Linked DNA regions of Homo sapiens: region 1 is linked to region 2. Evidence: chromatin loops called from intact Hi-C (ENCODE). Cell type or tissue: psoas muscle. All regions are shown on one strand. Each heading gives the region's core, and the rest is flanking DNA. Links, peaks and the distances in the headings are about the cores only.

Region 1 (10,272 bases), core at 3,088-8,087, 120 kb after region 2:
TCTTCTTCCTCCTCCTCCTCTTCTTCCTCTTCCTCTTCCTCCTCTTCTTCTTCCTCTTCCTCCTCCTCCTCTTCTTCTTCTTCCTCCTCCTCTTCTTCCCTCTTCCCTCTACTACTACTTCTACTACTTCTTCTTCTTTGTCTTCCTCCTCCTCCTCCTCTTCTTCCTCTTCTCTTCTTCCTCCTCTTCTTCCTCTTCTTCTTCTTCCTCCTCCTCTTCTTCCTCTTCCTCTTCCTCCTGTTCTTCTTCCTCTTCCTCTTCCTCCTCCACTTCTTCCTCTTCTTCTTCCTCCTCCTCCTCTTCTTCCTCTTCCTCTTCCTCCTGTTCTTCTTCCTCTTCCTCTTCCTCCTCCACTTCTTCCTCTTCTTCTTCCTCCTCCTCCTCTTCTTCCTCTTCCTCTTCCTCCTGTTCTTCTTCCTCTTCCTCTTCCTCCTCCTCCTCTTCTTCTTCTTCCTCCTCCTCTTGTTCCTTCTCTCTACTACTACTTCTACTACTTCTTCTTCTTCTTCTTCCTCCTCCTCCTCCTCTTCTTCCTTCTTTCTTCTTCTTTCTTCTTTCTTCTGTCTTGCTCTGTCACCCTGGCTGGAGTGCAGTGGTGTGATCACAGCTCACTGCAGGCTGGACCTCTTGGGCTCAATAGGTCCTCCTGCCTCAGCCTCCTGAGTATCTAGGACCACAGGAATGTGCCACCATGCCTGCCTAATTTTATTTTGTTGTTTTTGTAGAGACAGAGTCTCACTAGGTTGCCCAGGCTTAGACTTCTCTTTAGTAGAGGATTCAGAAAATAAACCAATAACCAATAGATATGTAACTGTAACTTTGTTGTATAGAGGAGGAGCAGCAGCCAACTGTATGGAGTTGGTCTGGGTGAGTAGGAAAATGTTTTCCTCCTGTATATGTTCAAGGTTTTCCAGAGAAAACCAATAGGAGGTGTGTGTGTGTGTGTGTGTGTGTGTGTGTGTGTGTATGTATGTGTGTAAAGAGAGAGGTGATTTATTATGGGGTTTGGCTCACATGATTTTGGAGGCTGAAGAGCTCTATAATATGCTGTTTGCAAGCTCTGGTGAATCAGGGAAGCTGGTAGCATGGCTCAGTCTAAATCCGAAGTCTTGAGTGGCTGGGAAGCTGATGGTGCAAGTCCAAAGTCCAAAGGCTGCAGAACCTGGAGTTTTAATGTCCAAGAGCAGGGGAAGATGGGTGCCCCAGCTCTAGGAGAGACATCAAATTCACCTTTCCTCTGCCTTTTTGTTCTCTATATGTCCTCAGCCAATTGGATGGTGCCTGCAACATTTGGTGAGAGTGGATCTTCCTTACTCAGCCCATTGATTCAAATACCAGCCTCTTCCAGAACACCCTCACAGACATACCCAGAAATAATGTTTTGCCAACTCTTTGGACATCTCTTCATTTAGTCAAGTTGACACCTAAATTTAACCATCAAAAGCCACCTACCAGTGATGTCATGGAAGCTAAGAGAAGACAGTAATTCAAGAATAGTTACCTTCTTTAAATGTTACTAAGAACAAGAGTAAGACGGAGGCTGAGCTGTGACTGTTTTGGCAGATTCTGTGAAATAGTGAGACAAAGACCACATCTTAGGGCATTGAAGAATGAATTGGAGGTGAGGAAGTAGAGAAAGTGAGTGAAGATGGCTGTTTTAAAGGAATTTGCTATGAAGGGAAGCAAGTAGGACCATAGCTAATGGGAGATGTAGGATTAAGGAAGTATCTTTTAAAAATAAACAAACAAAAATGAGAAGATATGACTGCAGAGCATGCTTGTGATTGATGGGAATGGTCACAGTGGGGAAGGGAGTGACAGGAGACCGTTGAAGGAGCAGCCTTTGGGGAGATGAAAGGAGATGAGATCCACTGTGCATATGGAGGGAATTGCTCTTTGATACAACCAGTCTTATCTCTCATTGCAACAACAGGGAAGGCAGAGAGGATTGAATGATTTCAGCTAGGTTTGTAGATTTGATGGTGTGGCAATGACTAGCTTCTGCTCCGATGTTTCTGTTTTTCCAAAGAGGTATTAAGCAAGAATGGAAAGAAAGGGGTTTGAGAAGAGAGGGAAAGACAAGAAATATCATCTTGGAAAGTGGAAAATCAAGTTACGCAAGAAGTATAGCAGAATTGCTGTACATGAGGGAGGGCCCATCCAAAGTTTTTGGTCATAAATTTAATGTGAAACCAATCAACCAATTCTGTAACTTTTTCCAGCCACTTTGAGCTGCTCCGTTCTCAGCACAGAGAAAGCATATAGCTGGATTCATCCAACATTGTACTTTTGTGAGGTGAATGCAATGATTGGAGACTGGAGGAAAGAAATTAAGGGTATTAGCAAGAGAACGAAGGATCATAAAGGGAATTTAAGAAGGGAATTAAGAAGGGACTAAAAGCAGGAGGAATGCACAAGGGGCTTGGAAGGGGATTTTATTCATTCAGTTTACTCAGTCACTCAACAATTGAGCTCCTACTATGTGCCAAACCTAGTTGTAGGCTCTGTGGATATAATGTATTTATGAAGAAGACTGACCAAGTCCTCTCACAGAGTAGGGTGAGATGGACAATAAAGAATTAAAAGCAGCTGGGCGTGGTGGCTCACGCCTGTAATCCCAGCACTTTGGGAGGCTGAGGCGGGCAGATCACGAGGTCAAGAGATTGAGACCATCCTGGCCAACGTGGTGAAACCCCGTCTCTACTAAAAATACAGAAATTAGCTGGGCATGGTGACGCGTGCCTGTAGTCCCAGCTACTCAGGAGGCTGAGGCAGGAGAATCGCTTGAACCCAGGAGGCAGAAGTTGCAGTGAGCTGAGATGGCACCACTGCACTCCAACCTGGTGACAGAGCGAGACTCCATCTCAAAAAAAAAAAAAAGAATTAAAACCAGTAAGTTTAAGGTTGGATATTTCTAAGGGCTATGGGGAAACATAAAATAGGGTAGGGGATAGAGAGAAACAAGTGGAAGAGGAGGGAGGTAGTGATTAATATCCCTTCCCAGGTGGCATCCTGGGAAGATAACCTGCTCCAGTGAAATTGAGCAAAGACCTGAATGAAACAAGGGACCAAACCTTAAAAGAGCTGTGGAAGTAGTGTGCAAGGCTGAGGGGACAGTGAGTGCTTTCCTATTTTTAAATGTCATTAGTAGTTGAATAGTAAGGCAAAAGAAACCATGATAAGGTATTTTTTTCCTTCCTTATTGTATTTTTAACTGGTGTTCTCATGATACCATGACACAGCTGGTTTAAGCAAGTAGGTGTTGTGCAAAGGTCATTAAAGTAAGCAATTGGTTCAGTCAAAAGTCTCATGTAAGTAGATCAAATGTTTAAAATAAGTATAAATATGCCGTATGTGATCTATTAATGTCCAGTTTGACACTTCGTTCTCCAGTGCCCAGCATTGGAATAACACCCATTCCAACTAGTAATAAGATTCAGTTGATATTTGTTGAATAAATTTTCATGCCTACATACAATTTAACACTTAGAAACACAACATCCCCCTCCAAACTTTTTCTAAAAAGTTCTTCTAAAGGAAGAGTTTGAACACAAACCCGAGGTCTCTTACCTTGAGAATGTGGGAACGTTCTTTACATGGCTTTGTAAAAAATTTAGATATAATTCACATACCATTGAAATTCACTCTTATAAAGTATACAATCTATGGCTTTGTGTGTGTTCACAAAACTGTGCAATCATCACCATTACCTAATTCCAGAATATTTTTATCACCCTAAAAAGAAACCTCAGCTGGGTACGGTGGCTCACTTCTGTAATCCCAGCACTTTGGGAGGCCAGGGTGGGCGGATCACAAGGTCAAGAGATAGAGACCATCCTGGCCAACATGGAGAAACCTCATCTCTACTAAAAATACAAAAATTAGCTGGGCATGGTGGTGCACACCTGTAGTCCCAGCTACTCCAGAGGCTGAGACAGGAGAATCGCTTGAACCTGGGAGGCGGAGGTTGCAGTGAGCCAAGATCACGCCACTGCACTCCAGCCTGGCAACAGAGCGAGACTCCATCTCAAAAAAAAAAAATAAAAAACCTCATGTACATCAGACCCATTAGCAGTCACTCCACATTCCCCACTCCTCCCAACCCCTGGCAATAACCAATCTACTTTCTGTCACTAAGTATTTGCCTATTCTGGACATTTCATATAAGTGGAATCACACAATATATATCCTTTTGTGTCTGTATTATTTCACTTAGCATGTTTTCAAGGTTCATTCATGTTGTAGCAGGTGTCAGTACTTTATTCCTTTTTATAGCCGAAGAATATTCTATTATGTGACTATACCATGTCTTGTTTATCCATTCATCAATTAATGGGCATTTGGATTGTCACCACTTTTAGGCTATTATGAATAATTCTACTATTTGCATTTGTGTTGATATTTTTGCTGTGGACATAAATTTTCAACTTTCTCAGATACATATGTACAAATATAAATGGCTTTATAAAGATTTAGAAAATGTTTTATCTTACTATTTCATACTTAACTGCATAATATATATTTTAAAAGAATACATTAAGTTATCACCAGTTATTTGCTTAGGTTACTAGTTGAATTATTTAACTTTTCTCCAGAAATCTAAGTACCATGGGCCTTATAGGAAGGTGTTACCTGTGTCCTGTGGCTCTGCAGCCCCCTTGCTCGCTGCTTGCTGCAAGGGTGGGAGCTGCTGTTTCAGTACCATTCTGATGGGGCACTGGGAACGCAACTCTGAACGGGTGCTGGCTTGTCTTTTCATCAATAAATACTACTTCTTCCTTGAGCTAGATCTCTTATCTGCCAGTTCATTCTCAGACTGCTAAACTTTACTTTGTCTGTATTGTCTAAGTTTAAAGTCATAAAACAAAAAGTAAATATAATTCATGTAGGTGACATTTGCAAATAGAAGTTTAGAAAAAATGCTTTCAGAGTCTTATAGGAAAAAGTTGACTGTCAGCCTTGTGCCCATTAATTCACAGAGACAGGGCTGGAAAATAGAATAAAGAAATACTGTCACTTCTGTTTTTTGCATAAGGAAGAAAGAATTATAGGCATTTGTAAACACTCAGACAGTCATAGACAACAGTCAGACATTTCTACTAATTTCCCTTAACAGTCAGCCTTGTTTCTTTTCATCATATTCTAGCATTTACATACCAGTAGTTTTAAAAAACAGGTACAAGCATAAAGCATAATTGTGTTATCCAAGCATAGTCAAATTATGCAATGTATTATGCAGTTGGCTCTCCTAAATGTCATGCTGGATATAGTTTATCCCTCTCACAGTGAGTCAGAAGCGGGAATGGGTTCATTCACTATTTCCAGAAAGCAGCTTACCACCAGCAGGTGCTGTAACTAGTGGGAAAGGGTAAGACTGGAATGCACACTTATTTAGGGATCTCTGAAATGTACCCTTTGGTACTTACATAAGGGCTATGTGAGGCCACAGGCAGCTGAGAGTGTTGGCAGTACCTGCAGCTACTCCCCAGCTTAGAAGAGGCTTCCAATCCCCTATGCATCTGGGAATGTTTGTCCCTAGCACAAACCTGAGAACATGTGCTGTGTACTACTTTGTGGTCCAGACATGAGTCTCAGCTTTGCCACTGTCTATGTGATCTTGGACACATCACCTTAGAATCCAAGTCCCTCATCTGTAAAATCAGGGAGGCCGACTAGTTGACCTTTACAAAACTCTTTTGGCTTTAAAATGCTATGGCTCCACAACTTAGTGGTTTTAGATGCCAAGTATGGTATATCGGAGATGAGTAATATATAAAGGTATTAAGAGCTCAGGCCCTAATGTTTTACAGAACAATCTTTGAGTCCTGTGTGACCTTGGGCAAGTTTACTTAACTTCTGTAAGCCTGCATTGTGTTAGCCTTAAAGGGGAGATGATGATAATAGTTCCTAGCTCATAGGGCTATTGGGCGTAAAAACGGCATTATAAATGCAGTCTTTAGCAACGCCCAATACATCATAAGATTCAATCTTTATTAATAATAAGTAGTGTTGTTACTTTCTTTAGGGACATTTTATCCTAATAATATATTGTTCCCTTTAGAAATAAATGAATATAAGTCTAGCAAATTTTAATAATATTCTGAAGTATGCAGACTAAAATTATGTTTAAAAGATTGTAACGAATTAGCCATAAACTAAACTTTTAAAAAATGTATGATTTAGATGATTGAATGGCAGGAATGTTGGGGAAGAAATGGGATATGGAGGATTATGGAATAAGTGAAAAAAATCTGACTGACTTTCTCAGCCTTCTTGTTGCCTATAATTTTCCTTTTATGTATTATTTTCCTATCTTAATTTGGAGATGGAATCATCTATGGAAAGCTTATCCAAGTTAATGGCTATTCGGAAGTGAGGCTCTGCATTATTGAAACAACAAAACAAACAAGATTACTGTCATTTCTGTTCATCGTGTATGAATAAATAATAAATCTATACAGTTATGCCTCAGCTGCCTCCTTGTAATTTCTGCCATTATTTTGGCAAATGTTCTTTTGGTGTGAACCAAGGACTTGGAGGTTTAATAATTCTGGAAACAGATACTCATATATTCTTCCACAAGGTGTTAATACAAAACTATCACCGTTTAATAGTGGTTTGGTAAATTATCTGAAGGAAATTGTTTAAGGTCAAGTATGTAAAGAGTCAGAATACATCTGTAAAATGTAGGGAATGTTGGCGACTTTAAGTTTGTTGGTTGATATTTTGGAGATTTAACTATTCACTTCTCAAAAGAAGAGCAAGCTGTCTATACTGGATATGTATGTGATAAAATGACATAACAGTGCAGATATGATTTTTAATGATCATCTCTGAATATATGTACTGTACATCTCTCACCTACTCCATCACCATCTTATCTTACTTTATTGTTGTATATGACATGTAAGAGGAAAAGTTTTGACTCCGTACTACAATTTCACCAGCTTCTGATGTGAACAACTCAATCCAGAAATGCTCTCTCTTCAAAACTGTTTTTCACTACCTTGTAATTTTTGGTTAGGGTAAGTGTTCTTTAATCTCTAATGTTTCCTTTATACTTCTTTTGTAGGAGGTCTATTATAAGAACTCCCTGCCCATCCTTTTAACAAGAGGCTTAGAAAGAGACATGCCAAAACCACCTCCAAAAACCAAGGTAAACTATGTTTTCTCTGTAGGCGACCATGTGAAATCTTTAGCATGGTTCTTTGTTTTTTGTTGTTTTTGTTTGTTTGTTTGTTTGTTTTGAGACAGAGTCTTGCTTTATCGTCCAGGCTGGAGTGCAGTGGCGCAATCTCAGCTCACTGCAACCTCTGCCTCCTGGGTTCAGGCAGTTCTCCTGCATCAGCCTCTGGGGTAGCTCGGACTAAAGGTGCGCACCACCATGCCCAGCTAATTTTTGTATTTTTAGTAGAGACGGGGTTTTGCCATGTTGGCCAGGCTGGTCTCAAACTCCTGACCTCAGGTGATCTGCCTGCCTTGGCCTCCCAAAGTGCTGGGATTACAGGCGTGAGCCACCATGCCCGGCCAGCATGTTTCTTGATGCTCTCCTATTTCCATGTTCTGTTGATTGCATTTCCTTCAGCCCTTTTGGTTTTTTATTTGTTTGTTTTTTCAGGGAAGTAGGCATGAGGGAGTGTTGCGGGAGGATCTGGTGGTATAAAAGCACTTTTTATACAGTACCTTTAATCCATGGTTGTATTCAGCCAAAAATTCTTCAGACACTCCTATTATTGAAGAGATAGTGATAATTTTTAGTAGATGGTTTTACTTCTGCTCAATAACAATTGTGGCTATGAGACCATGCCTTTTGCAGGAACATGGATGGAGCTGGAGGCTATCATGCTTGGTAAACTAACGCAGGAATAGAAAACCAAATACCACATGTTCTCACTTATAAATAGGAGCTAAATGACAAGAACTTATGAACACAAAGAAGGAAACAACAGACACTGGGACCTCCTCGAGGGTGGAGGGTGGGAGGAGGAAGAGAAACAGAAAAGATAAGTATCGGGTACTGGGCTTAATACCTGGGATGTGATAATATGTACAACAAACCCTTGTGACACATGTTTACCTATGTAACCTTCACATGTACCCCCAAACGTAAAATAAAAAATTTTGAAAAGAAATATATAAAAAGTAAAATGCCAAAAAGTTCACTATTAAGAAAGAAAAAGGACCAGTCTGGCCAACATGTTGAAACCCCATCTGTACTAAAAATACAAAAAAAATTAGCCAGGATTGGGTGGCGGGCTCCTGTAATCCCAGCTAACTGGGAGGCTGAGGCAGAAAGAATTGCTTGAACCTCAGAAGCAGAGGTCGCAGCGAGCTGCGACAAGAATGAGACTCCATCTCGTTCATACATACATACATATATACACACATACATACTTACATATAATTTTTTCTAGCCTCTGACATAGGAAATAGTCAAGTGCAGTAGATCTTCCTAGGGTACCTCTAAGCATAATAGAAATGCATGAGATGCATTTTCCCTTCTGGGCGTAAAGTAAAATGTTCAGCTGTAATTTTTTTAAATAAAAATCACTGTATGATGTTTCATAATTATGAGGAACACATAATCAATGGAAAGTATTTACATAAATTTTAATAAGAAAAAATAAAAACTATTATAGATATGATAGCATAAAGGCGTTAATGTGTAAAATTTTGTTTCCCTTAGTAAGAAAAAATCCAAAATGCTGATAATTGTTTTGCCAGTGAAAAGAAAAATTTCTTTTTTCTCTTCAACTTTGATTTTAGGTTCAGAGGTACAGGTGCAGGATGTACAGAGTTGTTACATAGGTAAAGGTGTGCCATGGTGGTTTGCTGCACAGATCTCCTACCATCACCTAGGTATTAAACCCAGCATCCATTAGGTATCCTTGCTTATTCCCTCACCCTAAGCCACCCCACTGACGGGTCCCAGTGTGTGTTATTCCCCTCCCGGTGTCCATGTGGTCTCATGATTCAGCTCCCATTTATAAGTGAGAACATGCAATGTTTGGTTTTCTATTCCTGTGTTAGTTTGCTGAGAATAACGGTTTCCAGCTCCATCCATGTCCTAGAAAGGACATGATCTCATTCCTCTTTATGGCTGCATAGTATTCCATGGTGTATGTGTACCACATTTTCTTTATCCAGTCTATGATTGATGGGCATTAGGGTTGATTCCATGTCTTTGCTATTGTAAGTAGTACTGCAGTGAACATACATGTGCATGTATTGTTATAATAGAATGATTTATATTCTTTTGGACATATACCCAGTAATGGGATTGCTGGGTCATATGGTATTTCTGGTTCTAGATCTTTGCAGAATCACCATATTCTCTGCCACAATGGTTGAACTAATTTACACTTCCACCAACACTGTAAAAGCATTTCTTTTTCTCTGCAACCTCATCAGCATCTGTTCTTTCTTGACTTTTTAATAATAGCCATTCTGACTGGCATGAGATGGTATCTCATTGTGGTTTTGATTTCCATGTATCTAATGATCAGTGATGTTGAGCTTATTTTCCTGATTGTTGGCCACATAAATGTCTTCTTTTGAGAAGTGCCTGTTCATGTCCTTTACCCACTTTTTAATAGGATTTTTTTTCTTATAAATGTGTTTAAGTTCCTTGTAGACTTGATGTTAGACCTTTGTCAGATGGATAAGTTACAAACATTTTCTCCCGTTCTGCAGGTTGTGTGTTCACTATGGTGACAGTTTCTTTTGCTGTGCAAAAGCTCTTTAGTTTAACTAGATCCCGTTTGTCAATTTTTGCTTATGTTGCAATTGCTTTTGGTGTTTTCGTCCTGAAATCTTTGCCCATGCTTATGTCCTGAATGGTATTGCCTAGATTTTCTTGTGAAGTGTTTACAACAAATGTAAAACCCAAAACTCTAAAAATCCTAGAAATCTTTAATCCATTTTGAGTTAATTTTTGTATAAGGTGTAAGGAAGGGGTCCAGTTTCAATTTTTGGCATATGGCTAGCCTGTTCTCTCAGCACCATTTATTAGAGAATCATTTTCCCATAGTTTGCTTTTGTCAGTTTTGTCACAGATGAGATAATTGTAGGTGTTCGGTCTTATTTCTAACTTCTCTATTCTATTCCATTGGTCCATGTGTCTGTTTTTGTACCAGTACTATGTTGTTTTTATACCAGTACCATGCTGTTTGGTTACTGTAGCCTTGTACTATAGTTTGAAGTCAGGTAGCATGATACCTCCAGCTTTGTTCTTTTTGCTTAGGCTTGTCTTGTATGTTTGGTTCCATATGA
Region 2 (10,272 bases), core at 2,740-7,739:
CACGTTTTTGGGTATCTCTTTTACCTGAGGTCAATCATGAACTTATTCAATGCCTTGACTATCCTCATACACTTAGGAGAGACACCAAAAAACTATGATGTAAAGCTTACTATGCGGAGTGGTGGGGGGTGGTTTCACTTATTTTTGGAATGATAAAGCATGTAAAACATTTGGAGAATAATATAGTACATTATACAGTAAAAAGATAAATTATATCTCATTTAGTTATTGAGAGCTGTGAAGCCCACAGCTTTTTGATGATTTCGTTTAAAATAAATCACAAATCTGGATAAGTTGAGAGAATGCTTCCATATTCCCTACATCTTTTTTTTTTTTTTATGTACTTTAAGTTTTAGGGTACATGTGCACATTGTGCAGGTTAGTTACATATGTATACATGTGCCTACATCTTTTTTTAAGAGATAGGGTCTTGCTCTGTTACCCAGGCCAGAGTGCAGTGATATGATCATAGCTCACTGTAATCTCATACTTCAGGGCTCAAGTGATCTTCCTTTCTTAGCCTCGCGAGTAGCTGGGACCACAGGTGTGTTCTGCCACACTGCCTGATTTTTTTATTTTTATTTTTATTTGTAGAGACAGGTTCTCCCAATGTTGCCCCAGCCGGTTCTGAACTCCTGGGCTCAAGAGATTCTCCCACCTCAGCCTCCCAAAGTGTTGGGATTATAGGCATGAGCCATGATGCTCAGCCATGAAGGGATTTTTAAATGTAAAACTTGAGGCTTCAAAAATATTCTGTACAGTAATCCCCCCCGCCCTTATGCATGGTTTGGTTTTCTAAGGTTTCACTCTTACCTGTGACCAATCATGGTCCAAAAATACTAACTGGAGAATTTTAGAAATAAACAATTCATCAGTTTTTGGGGGCTTTTTTTTTTTTTTTTTGAGACGGAGGTTAGCTTTTGTAGCCCAGGCTGTAGTGCAATGGCGTAATCTTGGCTCACTGCAACCTCTACCTCCCGGGTTCAAGCAATTCTCCTGCCTCAGCCTCCCAAGTAGCAGGGATTACAGATGAACACCCAGCTATTTTTTTTTTTTTTTGTATTATTAGTAGAGATGGGATTTCACCATGTTGGCCAGGTTGGTCTTGAACTCCTGACCTCAGGTGATCTGCCTGCCTTGGCCTCCCAAAGTGCTGAGATTCCAGGCCTAAGCCACTGCACCCGGCCACCAATTCATCAGTTTTAAATGGTGTAGCCTTCTCAGTAGCATGATGAGATCTCCAGCCATCCTGCCGCTTGGGACCTGAATCCTCCCCTTGTCCAGTGTATCCATGTGTATATGCCACCTTCCTATTAGTCACTTAGCAGTGGCCTCAATTTGCAGATTGATCATTGTGGTATCACAGTGCTTGTGTTCAGGTGACTCTTATTTTACTTAATAATGGCCCCAAAGCGCAAGAATAATAATGCTGGCAATTCGGATATGCCAAAGAGAAGCCATGAAGTGCTTCTTTTAATTGAAAAGGTGAGTTCTCGACTTAATAAAGGAAGAAAAAAAATTGTATGCTGAGGTTGCTAAAATCTATGGTAAGAACAAATCTCTCCCATTTTTTCTATTGTATTGCTTTTTTTTTTTTAAAGGGACAGAGTCTTGCTCTGTTTTCCAGGATGGAATGCCATGATGTGATCATAACTCATTGCAGCCTCATATTCCATGGTTCAAATAATCTTCCCACCACAGCCTTCTGAGTAGCTGGCATTATACAGGCATGTGGCACTGTAACCTGCTAATTAAAAAAAATTTTTTTAGAGGCAGGTCTCGCCATGTTGTCCAGGCTGGTTTGAACTCCTGGCTTTAAACAATCCTTCCACCTCAGCCTCTTAAGTAGCTTCGATTATAGATGTGAGCCATTGCACCTGGCTCTATTCTGTTTTATTATTAGTTATTGTTGTTAATCTCTTACTATGCGTACTTTTTAAATTAAACTTTGTCATAGATATGTATGTATAGGAGAAAAAAACAGTATATATAGGGTTTGGTACTATCCAAGGTTTCAGGCATCCACTGGCAGTCTTGGAACATATCCCCTGCCGGTAAGGTGGGTCTACTGTAATTTGAGTAATTTGTTTCAGGCCATATCTTTCCAGGATTACAAGTCTCTTCTCCCTTTCTGATAAGAATCATTTATTGGAAATGAGTGAGAAGCACTCATCACATGTTCCTATCAACTTTTGACAGGGACTCTATGGCAGATTATTCATTCTGCTGATGGTTAGATGTTAATTGAAAAAACATCTATCTGCTCTGGTTACTAGGCATGTAGATGACTGATATGGTTAGGCTTTGTGTCCCCACCCAAATCTTATCTTGAATTATAATCCCCCAATCCCCACGTGTCAAGGGAGAGACCAAGTGGAGGTAATTGAATCATGGGGGTGGTTTCCCCAGGCTGTTCTCTGATAGTGAATGAGTTCTCAAGAGATCTGATGGTTTCATAAGGGGCTCTTCCCTGTTCGCTCAGCACTTCTTCTTCCTGCTGCCTTGTGAAGAAGGTGCCTCGCTTTCCCTTTGCCTTCTGCCATGATTGTAAGTTTCCTGAGGCCTCCCCAGCCATGCTGAACTGTGAGTTAGTTAAACCTCTTTCTTTTATAAATTACCCACTCTCAGGCAGTTCTTTATGACAAAATTATATTTTTTTTCTGAAAACTTAAGAGCCAGGTTTCTGTTCTTACTCCGTAGAATTTTTCTCCTTATTAAAGGAAGATAAATTGTAAAAAGGCCAGATTCTTAGAAAACAGCTCTGGATTTATTCAAATGCTTCAAACAGTTAAATACAAACAGTGTTACACATAGCATGACAGGAAGATGGAAGTTTGGCCTACAAAATCTTGAAGCCAGGATTTACAACCAGCTTTAACAGGATTTATTTACATACTTGGTTTTGAGTGAGGCTGTGTATCCCACTGAGTTAGATACAAATGGATTTTTAGATCTTTCATTTCATCTGTTAAGTAGGGTTGTATGGTTCATTTAGATGTCCAACTACGGGTACCTAGAATAGTATTCTGGTTATGGCATAATCAACGTTCTTTCTCTCAACATTCATTGGATAATAGTCTCTTGATCATACTTTTATTGTGTAAAAAATTTTACATTTTTGATTTTTAAAAATTTTAATATTTTTTGAATTGTTAATAAAATTATGTGGTTAAAAATATAGGAGAGTATATGGTGAAAAGTCTATCCCTACAAAGTGTCTCCTGACCTTTGTTTTCTCTCTCTAAAACAGTATTGCTATACCCGTTTCTGGTATCTTCTTAAGATGTTTCGTGTATATATAAGTATGCGTCTGTGTGTTCTTTTTTCCCTTTTATCACAAATATTGCACACTGTTCTGAATCTTTTAAATATCAGTGTATTTTGGAGATTGTTCCATATTGCATAAAGAGCTTTACTCATTTTTAATTATTTTCTTTTCCTCTGCACACCGTTCTACCACATGTATATATCATATCTTTAAGCAGTCCCATACTGATGGGCAAATGGATTGTTTCCAGTCTTCTGTCGTTTACAGACAATGATTCCGGCCAGGCGCGGTGGCTCACGCCTGTAATCCCAGCACTTTGGGAGGCCGAGGCGGGTGGATCATGAGGTCAGGAGATCGAGACCATCCTGGCTAACAAGGTGAAACCCCGTCTCTACTAAAAATACAAAAAATTAGCCGGGCGCGGTGGCGGGCGCCTGTAGTCCCAGCTACTCGGGAGGCTGAGGCAGGAGAATGGCGTGAACCCGGGAAGCGGAGCTTGCAGTGAGCCGAGATTGCGCCACTGCAGTCCGCAGTCCGGCCTGGGCGACAGAGCGAGACTCCGTCTCAAAAAAAAAAAAAAAAAAAAAAAAAAAAAACAATGATTCCATGGTTAACCTTTAGCATATGGCATTTGAAGCACATACAAGTGTGTGCATAGACTACCTTCCTGGAAGTGAACTCCTGGATGGTCAGAGGATATGTGCATGTGTAATGAACTCTATCAGAGCTGAAACAATTTACACTCACACCATCAACATATGAAAATTTTGACAAAATTTAAATTAGGGATTGATTTTCTTCTGCCCCTCCTTAGCATACTGTTAGTTATACTTTAACAGGGTGTATTCGGGTAATGCAAACTAAACATTTTATTAAGTTAAATCAGTCGCTCTTAATGAGGGATGTGAAATAGAATCACTAGTGGAATCTTCATAATACACATGCATTGCCCACACCTCATACTACTGAATCAGAATCTTGACTGGGCAAGCTCGGGTAGGCCTGGCACCTGTATTTTGAAAGGCTATGTAGTTAATTACTACGTAGACAAACACAAGCCCCTTCTTGTATTTGAAACTACCATGTTAATAAACCAAAGAAATTGTGTAAGTTTGAAGGGTAGTATAAAGTTTGAGGGCATAATACTTCAATTTGTTTTATTTAATTACTTTGCAGTTTTTTCAGATCAACAAACATTTACTGTACACCTGTGATACACAGTAAGCACTATGTCAGGCATGGAAATGGGACTATAGGGGTGACCATTCATGTAATTCAATCATAGGTTGCTATTTTGGTTATGCTTTATTATTGTTTCACGTAAATGCAATTTAACAATTTGGCATGAAGGTAAACTATTATTGTAAAGGAATTTTTAAGACAGAAAGGCCTATATCAAGCCCTTTAAGCAGATTTTGGATATTTTCATTTAAAGGTATATACATTATAACTTATAAAGCATACAGTCTTTAAACTCTTTTTCTCGCTGACAATGTTAACGGCTTCTTTCTCTTAGTTTGGCATGAAGATACTATAGGTTATGCCGTTTTAACCTACAGTGTAGAGTCTCAAGTCACCACCAGGTGTCAGAATGTGCTTACTTATTGTCATACTACTTCCCTGGCCAAAGTGTGCTGTTAGGCAATTTGTGACTTCTGGCATATTCTGTTTCTAATGGCATATTCTGTTTTTAATATTCATACTATTTTGAAAGAAATATTTCAGTTGTACAGAAAAGTATCTTTCAGTGATGTAGACATTAGCTTATATAATTTTTTCTTCATTTCTAAACCACTATTAAGTTGCTGTTTTGTGATAATTAGCACATAGCTTAAAATCAAATATAATAGGAGCTCTGAAATGTATGAGAGTAACTCTGCTTCATGAAGTCATCCAAATATCCCCCTTTTCTGAATATTTTTGTTACAGTCATAACTTTCTACAATTTTAGAGTAGGAAAATTTAAAGGTTATATGGTCTGGTAAGCCTCATGTGGGTACTGGCTATATTCTAGCCTCATAAGAGGCTTTAAAAAACTGTATGGATTCTTCTTCTCAGAATGTGATATATTCATGCCCAGGATTATAAACTTTCCCTAGTTGAACATCACGAATTATCATAAGAGTTGTGGGTGGGAGATAATCCTGAGGGAAAAGAGTTGTTCAGATAAATGGGACAGAGACAGGAAAATATTATTGAGGAGCATTAAATTCAGTCACTTCTATTTGTACCTTATATGACTGCTAGTTTGGTCCAGTGGAATCAGGAGGCTTGAGGACCACAAGACAGTTCTTGGAGCTGGGTATTTTTTTCTGAAATTGCTGGAAGTATATTTATTTGGGGGAAGGTTCAAAAAAACCTTGTTGGAAAAGAAAGACTAAGGTCAAAGCTAAAAAGAAAAAAAAAAAACAACATCATGTGAAATCAGATCTAAGGGGCATTTGCTAGGCCAAAAACAGAAGGCAAGATTAGGTTAAGCAGCTGGGTAAATATAGGAACAGGAAACAAAACTCTAAATTTTCAGGATTTCATATTTGACCAGGGACGGAATGCCTTTGTGTTGGATGCTAGCTGCTTGATTGTTGGATAAGTTTCTGAAGCTAAAGATAAACTTTTGTATAGTAGAGGAGACAGACCTTGAAAGCTTTAAATGATTAAGCTGGCATCTCCCAATAGAACCTGATATTCCACAGAACTTAAGGGAAAGGCGTATCGTATTCGTTACCCATTTGCTGCATAACAAATTACCCCAAAACATAATAGATTAAAACAATAGTATTTATCATTATCTCATAGTTTCTGTGGGTCAGGAATCCAGATACATCTTAGTTGTGTCCTCTGTCTTAGAGTTACAAGGCCGTGATCATGGTGTCAGCCAAGGCTTCAGTCATATCAGGACTCAACAGGGGAAAAATTCCCTCCCAAGCTCATTCATGTGGTTGTTGGCAGGATTCTGTTACTTGTGAGCTGTTGACCTGAGGGTTTTCAGTTATTCACTGGTCGTTGGCCAGAGACCACCTTTAGTTGTTTGCCCGTGGCCAGTAGCTAATAAAGTACATCAGACAGACAGAGAGAGGGGGAGAGAGAGAGAAAGAGAGAGAAGCATGATGGATTGTCAGTCTTTTATAACTTAATCTTAAAATATGACATGACATCACATTTGCTGTATTCTGTTGTTAGAAGCAAGTCACTAGGTCCGGCCCACACTCAAGTAGAGGGGATTATAATGGGTGTGGTACGAGAAGTGGGGATCATGGGAACTATTTTAGAAGCTGTCTGCCACACAGACCAACTGGTATCTCTTCCATTTAGGTGGTGCCCTGGTCCTAGTCATTGTTAAATACTTTTAATATCATCCCTAGTGTCACAATTTTTTTCAGAATTGGAGCTAAAATTCATATCAACTTTTGATATTGATTTTCTTCACAGCCAAATAATATGTATATGTGGAAGAACACAAACATCTCACCAGACTTCAAAGTCCATGAGGGTAATGATAGTGTTGAATTTTTTTTCTCAGGATTGATTTTTTTTTATTACCTAAGATAATGTCAGGCACTTATTACATGTTTGTTGAATTAAAGAACTTAAAAGTATTTTATTAGATTATAAAATAAAATAAAATTAGCTTCCTCTTTTGCTTTAAAAAGAGCAATACAATTACCAGTTAAGGGAAAGAAGCAAAGGCTGATATAAATTATCACCTCCCCTCTAAAAAATCCTGATAGGCTTCAATGTCATTATGTCATTGCTAACATTCACCATTAGACTCTCAAGAATGTCACGTTAAATCCTGGCCTGCTCTTTCTTAGAAAGATTGTTTCTTACACTTTCAAAGTCCTCTACTGCCTGACACATTCACTTACATGGTGTGTAGCACACTAAGCTGGAAATCATTATCTTCTGCCGTAAACCAGCTACTCTCCTATCCCTACCCCCTAATCTTATCTTTTACAGTGTTTTTTTTTTCCTGTATTCCTACTTTTCAAAACTTTAAGGTTACCTTTCAACCCTTTCCCTCTCCCTTTTGAACCAAGTTACCAAATCATCTTTATTCTTTGTTTTTCACTTCTTTTCCACCATAATCTCAGTTTACTACCTTAAAATAGAAGATAGTTTCCATAAGGCAGGTCCTCTCCATACTCTACTTCTTAGCTAGCTAAATCTTCCTAAAACCCTGATTATATTTTGTCTTTTTCCTCACTTATTGCTCCAGTGATAAGGCCTTCACTCTTTAACTTGTCACAGACCCTTTCCTGTTTCTCCATTTTATTATCCCATCATTCTTTGACCTAGGCACCCCACATTGTCCTCTGCCTACCTTTCTTTATGTTTTCCTATGTCTACTTCTCAATTCATATTTTTGTTTATCTTTGTCAGGGGTAGATCAAGGTTTTGTGAGTCCAGATGCCTAATCTTCTGAGACTTCTTTAAGAAAAAGAATATGATACTAAGAATACAGGATTAGGGACAGAGCTTGTAAAGGGCCCAAGAAAATGAGGGGCCCTGAAGCTCAAGCTTCATTGGTTTCACAGCGTAACAGCTCCAGCCCCTCTGTGTTGCTTTAGCCAAAGGTTAAGTTTACCTCCTCCAGGAGGCCTTCTCTGATAACCTCAGCTGACACTGATATCCCCCATCAACTGACTGAAGGCAAGGATCTTGTCTTATACCACTTTGTAGTTTCCTAGAGTCTTACATTTTGAATTTAGTGATAACTGAAAAACTACCCCTTATTTCTTAAACTATTACACAGGTAATTACATAGAGTTTAAAAGTTTCTTAAATACATGTCATTTAAAAAGTAGTTGTTCATGAAGTGTTAAGCTGCTGTTAGAGCCCTGAGTAAGTTTTTGTTATGTGCTCTAGAAGATTATATAAATGAAATTTCTTTGTGTACTCTGTTTTGCTCTATGTTTATATATGCCATAGCCTTATTTTTAGAAGCTGGGTTTTATACCAATCATATATGATCTTTTAAGCTGACATGCAGTGGATATGAACATTTATTATTCTAAGGAAAGTTTTACAAAATGTGAAAATTACACAATGATTGATAATTACAGTGTTGAGAGAATCATATGCTGAGATTTCTTTCTTTGTGTTGTTATCATTCTTTACGTTTCATGTCTGTGAGAAACCTATTTATTTTCTGTGCCTACTTTGCTCTTCCAGGACTTACCCAAGAAGGTCTTTTTAGGGTGAATGGTAACGTGAAGGTGGTGGAACAACTTCGACTGAAGTTCGAGAGTGGAGTGCCCGTGGAGCTCGGGAAGGACGGTGATGTCTGCTCAGCAGCCAGTCTGTTGAAGCTGTTTCTGAGGGAGCTGCCTGACAGTCTGATCACCTCAGCGTTGCAGCCTCGATTCATTCAACTCTTTCAGGGTTAGTACAATAAATCCTTTTAGGAGTTAAAACAACTTTACTAGGCTGGGCACGGTGGCCCACACCTATAATCCCAACACTTTGGGAGGCTGAGGTAGAAAGATTGCTTGAAGCCAGGAGTTGAAGACCACCGTGGGCAACCAAGCAAGACCCCCATCTCTACAAAAAAAAAAAAAAAAGGGCAGAAAAAAAAAAACCAGTTTTATTTTTAGTAAACATACTAAATATTTAAAATTTAAAAAGTTTTTAAATATTTGTGGTCTTTCCATAACCACCACCTTGTTATTTTACTCCAGGCCCTCATCCCCTATGTAAAATCATACTAGACTGATTATGAAATACCGTTATTAAATGAAATTTCTGATACCATTAACATGTGACTACTTCAGTAACGTAATATTGAAAATCCCTGATGCTTTTGGGCCAAAGACATGTTTTTCTGACTAATGACTGTCATAAAAGGAGTGAGATCAAGAATAATTTAGAAAACATTAGAGAACAATAAAGGAAATATTCATTAAATTGTGGTTGCTTAATGACCTTTGAGACTGAAAGCTCACTGGTGTACTTGCTTTTTCTCCTAAGCAAGATTGAGTCCTAAAATAATTTTGTTCATTTCGTGAGGTAAAAATTGATTTTTGATTGTAGTATTAAGTGATTTCATATGAAAGAACTTGCTTTTTTTTTTTTTTTTTTTTGAGATGTAGTTTCACTCTTGTCACCCAGGCTGGAGTGCAGTGGCACAATCTTGGCTCACTGCAACTTCTGCCTCCTGGGTTCAAGCAATTCTTCTACCTCAGCCTCCTGAGTAGCTGGGATTACAGGCACCCGCCACCATGCCCGGCTAACTTTTGTATTTTTAGTAGAGTTGGGGTTTCACCATGTTGGCCAGGCTGGTCTCAAACTCCTGACCTCAGGTGATTCACCCATCTTGGCTTCCCCAAGAGCTGGGATTACAGGCATGAACCACTGCACCTGGCCAGGAACTCGCTTTTTAAGTGTAATAATTATAGGCATAGTCATTATTGAGTTCTCCCTCCTAAGTGCTGTAAGAAAAATGGTTTACCCTTAAAACCATTTATTTTATTATTTTTCCCAAATTAGAGAAGAAAGAAGAAAATATATTTCCAAAAGTATTCGTTGCCAGATTAAGGGTGCTACCTAAAGCCACATTCCTTTACAGCAGTGGTGTACCTATTCACATGCAGTATGCTAAAGAACAGGATAAGTGAGAAGGCCAGATAGGACAAGTAAGAAAGTACCAGAAATATTTTACCCCATGAAAGACCATTTTGAAATATTAGCTAAAAGTTGTGTGGTTGTATCAGAAGAGGACACTAACTACCTCCACTTGCCATCCCCTAGGGAAGGAGACCTGTCTGTAGCTCCCCCAGGCCCTCACATCAGCAATGCCTCCTGCCCTGGCCTCTTCTCACTTCTCTGCAGCCCCTGGCCTCCCGTGGTGACCTCCAGGCAATCCTTTTGGAAGATTACTCATGTCTTATTTCTTTCTTCAGAGTACCTGGGCAGTCCTCAGGAAACACATCTTTGCCACATTCTTGAAATGGAGGTCAGTCACAAGGCAGAGCCCTGCCTTCTTGTGCTGCCACCCAGGGCACCCA

Evidence for each region. Peaks named below come from ENCODE experiments on the same cell type or tissue, not always from the same donor. Only the 100,000 strongest peaks of a DNase experiment are listed, where the experiment ranks them.
Region 1: it touches region 2 in a loop (2.4-fold over the local background); 4 of 110 quality-filtered maps call a loop at or near these places.

Annotation. Positions count from the first base shown.
Region 1 is chr4:88,903,263-88,913,534 of GRCh38, reverse strand. It overlaps FAM13A (family with sequence similarity 13 member A), which reads left to right. Exons shown (of 24, transcript NM_014883.4): 6 at 7,073-7,156. Among named protein-coding and RNA genes, the nearest start is that of FAM13A, 150 kb to the left of the region's middle. In psoas muscle, for the core only: no CTCF peak of the experiment used is centred there; no DNase peak of the experiment used is centred there; H3K27ac peaks cover 1,908 bases.
Region 2 is chr4:89,018,838-89,029,109 of GRCh38, reverse strand. It overlaps FAM13A (family with sequence similarity 13 member A), which reads left to right. Exons shown (of 24, transcript NM_014883.4): 3 at 8,441-8,650. Among named protein-coding and RNA genes, the nearest start is that of FAM13A, 33 kb to the left of the region's middle. In psoas muscle, for the core only: a CTCF peak has its summit at 4,842 (motif pointing right); no DNase peak of the experiment used is centred there; H3K27ac peaks cover 537 bases.